Regions from separate parts of the Mus musculus genome. Here region 1 is linked to region 2. Evidence: chromatin loops called from intact Hi-C (ENCODE). Cell type or tissue: gastrocnemius. All regions are shown on one strand. Each heading gives the region's core, and the rest is flanking DNA. Links, peaks and the distances in the headings are about the cores only.

What was found. A loop is a pair of places that touch in the nucleus more often than their neighbours do. Peaks named below come from ENCODE experiments on the same cell type or tissue, not always from the same donor. Only the 100,000 strongest peaks of a DNase experiment are listed, where the experiment ranks them.
Region 1: a loop joins it to region 2, with 2.6 times the contacts of the local background. A loop is called at or near these places in 6 of 42 quality-filtered maps.

The regions. Positions count from the first base shown.
Region 1 is chr5:148,488,349-148,491,150 of GRCm38, forward strand. No RefSeq gene overlaps it. Among named protein-coding and RNA genes, the nearest start is that of Ubl3, 63 kb to the right of the region's middle. In gastrocnemius, for the core only: no CTCF peak of the experiment used is centred there; DNase peaks (open chromatin) are centred at 637, 1,128, 1,669 and 2,261; H3K4me3 peaks cover 1,364 bases; H3K27ac peaks cover 1,411 bases.
Region 2 is chr5:148,546,806-148,549,607 of GRCm38, forward strand. The region is part of intron 1 of Ubl3 (ubiquitin-like 3); the gene reads right to left. Among named protein-coding and RNA genes, the nearest start is that of Ubl3, 4.6 kb to the right of the region's middle. In gastrocnemius, for the core only: a CTCF peak has its summit at 1,438 (motif pointing right); DNase peaks (open chromatin) are centred at 1,678 and 1,955; H3K4me3 peaks cover 550 bases; H3K27ac peaks cover 1,850 bases.

The sequences.
Region 1 (2,802 bases), core at 32-2,531, 59 kb before region 2:
GGGTGGGGTGCTGCTTACTGACTTGCTCCTCATGGCTTGCTCAGCCTGCTTTCTTATAGAACCGAGGACCACCAGCCCAAGGAATGGTACCCCACCAAACCACTAATTAAGAAAATGCATTACAGGTTTATCTGCTTACGGTGGGCTCTTCTGGAGGCATTTTCTCAGTTGAGGCTCCCTCCTCCCTGATGTCTGTAGCTTGAGTCAAGTTGACATACAACTAGGGATTCTCCGGTCTCTGCCTCCCAAGTGCTGGCATTACTGGCATGTGTGGCTACAGTCAGCTTCTACATGGGTGTTAAAGACTGAACTCAGGTCCTCGTGCTTGCATGGCAGGTAATGGATCAATTGTTCTATCTCCCCAGCCATTATATGTATGTATATATGTAAATTACATATACATAGATCCAATACGTATATATCTGCCGTTCCCTCCCACTTTCCTGTAAATGTCATGATTTTATTCCTCTTTACAGATGAATAACCCCCAGTTGTTGTTTTTTGTTGTTGTTGTTGTTTGTTTGTTTGTTTGTTTGTTTGATCCATTCTCCAGATGATGGGCATTAGGCTGGTTCCATCTCTTAGCAATTGTGACTGCGGCAGCAGGGGTCTCTGTAGTGTGTTGGCATGGGGTACTTTGGATAAATGCCTAGGAGTGTTAGAGCTGGGTCATATAATAGTTCTATTTTTAGCCCTTTTGAAAAACTCCCATACTAATTTCCTTGGAGATAGCATCAGCGGTCCACATTCTCCCCAACAGTGTGTAAGACTTCCCCTTTCTCTCTGACCACATAATTTTACACCCCAGGCACCTGAGTTTTAACTGAGTCTTAATCAAGTCTCCCTTAGACACAACGTAAAGGTTGTGATTATTTATGCAGCCTTGAAGTGCCATTTCCCTGAGAGTCACTCCTTGTGTTCCTGTAAAACCTCGCTCGCATGTCTGCTTTCCTGCTCACTGTACACACAGACGCAGGTTCCCCCAGCTGGAGTAGCAAATGGACTGCTCACCTCCTGCTGTCTCTCAGCATCTAGCAAACGCCTGTAGGTGTGTTGGCTGGAGTGAAAAATGCCCCCCCCCCCCAAAGGCTCAGTTCCCTGGTTGGTGGAGATTTGAAGGGTGGGGAAGGGTGAATGGAACCTTCGGGAGGTGTGGCCTTGCTGGAGGAAGTGCGTCACTATAAGGGGGTGCGCTTTGCAATTTCATAGCCCCGCCCGCCTCCAGTTCTCTCTCTGCTTCTTGAGTTTGCTTGCGGTGGAGGTGTGATCTCTTGACTCCTTGCTCCTTCATGCTTCTACCATAATGGACTTTTAGTCCTCTGGAACTTAAGCCAAAAGAGATGCTCTCATCTCTAAGTTACTTGTGGTCAGGGTATTTTATTACGGTAACAGAAACTGATACCGTGGGTGTTAAGGACTGAAGTGTGTCCTATGCTCTTAGGCTGATATGTTGACATCTTAACCCCCAGTACCTCCAACGGGCCCTCACTTGAAAAGAGGGTCACTGAAGGTGTAATTAGTCACTATGACTTCACAGTAAATCCCAACCCAGTATGACTGGTGTCATAAAAAGAGATTTGGACACAGGCAGGGAGACGCAGTTTGACCGTGAAGGGAGAGCAGCAAGCGCCATGTGTCTGTGAGAGTCTGCCAGCTAGCCTCAGGGCTTGGAGGAAAGCCCAGTGCAGAGCCTCTTTAGCGGCTCTCAGAAGAAACGAGCACTGCAGACTTCTTGCCTCCAGTGTCCAAAGGCAACAATCTCTGTATTGAAGGTGCCCACGTGGAAGCTCTTTATATGGGGCCCTAGCAAAGCCACGGCTGTGTGACAGAGAACCAGCACAAACTCAGCTGCGACAGCAGGGGTGGTGGCCCGTGGTTTCCTTTCCAGGGAGTAGCTCCTGAATTTGACAGCGTTCTTCTCGTACTGTGCAGAATGCCCTAATCTACTCGAGATGCTCATGTATATAAGACGAGGTGCAGTCAAGGTCGCCATTTGCTTAAACGAATGCATCCCAGTAATAAGTAGGAAGCCGGCAAGCTCAGGGACACAGCTAAATACAAGGGGTCAAGCCCCGCATGGTAAAGTAAATTAACTAAATGAAAAATAACTTCTCTTTAAACTTTATTTGTATAAGCATTTGCCCGTGTTTATGTTGTGTTACAGGTATGTGCACCCTCAGAGGTGAGAGGGGGGCATCATTTGTTCTTCTTTCCCCCTCCCTCCCCCCTCCCTCCCCGCCTTCCTTTGTACTTCTGTCATTGGCTGATGCCCAGCCAATGTCAGGGACCATGCCATTGAGTCTGTGGGACTGTGAACATGGTAAATCTTTTTTCTTTAGAAAGCTGACCTTGCCTAGGCTACTAGAAAAAAAAAAAAAAAAAAAAAAGATGTGATATACCATGAAAAATAAGTTCCTGAGAAATTTGCTACAGAAAAAAAAAGCTTGTAAAATTATAGGATCAACATAATCATGCCCAATTTTCTTACATTTGGGACAAATCTCTCAGCTTTAGAGTGGGGGCCAAGATGTGGCCCAGTTGTGGGAGGCATCCTGAGAGAGGCCACTGGTGAACTTCCCACGGAACTTTGACTGAAGGTCTGGGAAGCCTCTATCTTTGTGTCTTTTGAAGAAAGGGGCGGGGCCTGATTTCACGCAATGACGGAATTATTTTACCAAGTCCATCCATCATCCTGGAGGCTTCAGGAGCCTCTGTCCCTTGGCGCTGACTGGCAGGGTCTCTACTGAGCCCATCGTGGCCTATACTCTGTCCCCTGAGCCTGATCAGCCGCTGCCTTTGGAC
Region 2 (2,802 bases), core at 89-2,588:
AAGTCAACAGCAGTTCTATTAACTGGATGGCACAACAGATCAGCCACAAAACCTCTGAGCATTTGTGCTCAAGGTTCTGCTACCTCATCCCAGAATTCTAACGCCTTCCTCAGCAAACTCCATTCACAGATAATCTAGACAGCAGAAAGGGGGTGAAGTGGGCGGAGTAGGAAAGCTCACCCATCCTGTGGGGCCAGAAAATACACAGACACAAGCAAGTTCTAATATTTCTATTCTCAGACTCTGACTGACTTGCCTCACTTCATTTTATAAACCAGTCATCCAAAAAGGGCAGAAACCTCAGGGCCTGGCATTTACATACAGAAATGTGCAATTACAGTCTTTTCAGTAAACTCAGAATGGAGTCGAAGGCATTCAAAATGTTGGCCCTAAGCCATCAAAACTCAGCTAGAGAGGCTGGTGGACCACATTATAATCACAGTACTCGGACTGAGGCAGGAGGATTATTAGTGTGAAGCTAGCCTGGGCAACATAGCCAGTACTTAAAAAGACAGAAACAAGGAAAGTTAAACTAAGCACACTACACCCTATTTTAACAAAGTAGCAACTCAAAACAATCACACTGGGTTGTTTCAAAACACAACCTTCAAGAACTAGGAAAGAGTTCAAAATAACCCAGGGTTTCTGCCCAGGCTATAATGAAGAAAGGAACTTAAAAGTCAAAGAGTTTTCCATGTCATGAAGACTAGCAGAGTCAGCACCATTTAAGACTAATAGAAGGGCATTCCAGCTTTAATATTTAACAGCACATTTTCCATACTCAAATAGTGAAAGCAGGCAGCATAAACCTCCTGCCTACTAGCATGTGTGGGACACTTTTCCTTTCCTCTAAATAACACACATAGTACCACTTCATGAGTCAAAATGTCTCTCAGCAGTTATAAAACACCAATTCTGATTTTAAAACCATGGAGGACATAGCAGATCTAGGACACTTGTCCTCACATCTCACAAGTGTAAGACCATCACCCAAGCACTGAAGAAAAGGATTCAGAGAAAGGCAAGTCGACTTGGGCCTAAAACAAACTAAAATCCATTTCAGCTCAAACTCTGGCCATCATGCACAGTCAAATTAAACCACCCAGAGACTCACTCAACAGAGAGATGGTGCTGACTGCGCTATTATCAGGTCACACAGCCAGGCACGCAGGACTTCAGCTCCTGAGCTTGAAGGACTCTCCCGACTTCAACAGGGAAAAAAACAGTGTGTGGGGCAGGAGGAAGAAAACGATAAAGGAATTGTAAGCAAGGAAGGGGTCCCCATTTCGTCTCAGGACACTTTCCCCATAGTGACAGTTCTGTTTTCTGGATCCTGTTCTGACAAGGCTCCTCCTCACACGTCATTTTATGTTAACTTAGGAAACCGATCAAAGTTCACACGGAAAGGAAATTTATTTTAGTTATTTCCTGCCCACTAGAGGGCTCCAAAAATATTTCTTTCATGACTAGAAGAAATAAACCAAGCATTACAATTGAAGCATTCTATGAACCATATGAAATGTACTGACAAAAACCAATTGCCAGCATACCATTTGCCCCCAGACTACACACTGTTGATCAGCACCTGCTTCTTCAACCGAACAAGCGAGCATCAGCTGCTTCAGAGAACAGCACACCTCACTGTCTCATACAGCCTCTCTGCACATAGTCTCTAGCTTTCTGTTTTTGAGACAGGGTCTCACTGTACAGCTCTGGCTAGCCTAAAACTTACTTTGTAGACCAGGTCAGCCCTGAACTCACAAGATCCGCCTGCCTCTGCCTCCAGAGCACTGGGATTAAAGGTGTGCACCACCACCACACCCCTCACAGGTAGTTAGCAGACCCGTTTTTTGGTGTAATGGATGTCCTAAAGCTGTAAAGTGCAATTCTCGTCCAAAGTCCTAAGTTGTTTCCCAAACGAAGAAACACTGGCGTGAACACATCCCACGTGCTGAGGCCATTTCCAATGCACAGTGAGGTCATCGTCCTCATCACCATCTTTGCCTGTCTTCCCCGCCCCCCAAGTCCTATCACCCACATGTCACTACACAGACACAAACAATGGCTATGGCCCAAGGAAGACTACAAATTGTGAACTCAGTTTTAAAAACGTAAAGGAAACTTTTAAAATATGATTATAATGAAATTCTGCTCCAATATTTTCAGTTTTTTTCAGACACAGGTTGCTACACTGAGATATTAGTAAATGTATTTCCAACTCAATCCCTATTAACAAGGAAGAAAAATCAGCATCAGGAGGTTTTAAATACACTTAGGTTCCTAAACGTGTGTGTGTGTGTGTGCGTGTACACTGCAGAATGGTGAAAAGAAGGCTCCTTGCAAATTATTGTATAGAAGATGCAACAAATGCATTAACCACAGACACACTTTATCCTTCTAAATTTGAATAAAGTATTTTCTTTACAGTAAAACAAAAATGTATTTACTGTTTAAAAATAAATTTTAGTAAATACTACTCACAAAATTAAAACTAGTGTTAAAATACTGGTCACAAAATGAGCCACAATTATAGCCATAAAAAGACTTTATCCAAATGGCAATTGAGTTATCAATTATCATTCGTCTGGAAGGAATTACTGCAAATGAAACCGGGCAGGGGTTCTAACATCAGTGCCCCACCCCACCTCCTGGGCAGGATGTTTCCAGGGCTGACAAGCACCATTAAGATGTAAAGGAGCAGAAGGTTTGTTTCTAAATAGCACAGGGGAGAGCTGTCAACACTCGAAAGGTTCATATTACAGCACTGAACAGAAAGGCGATTCTGCACTTGCAAGTTCAGGC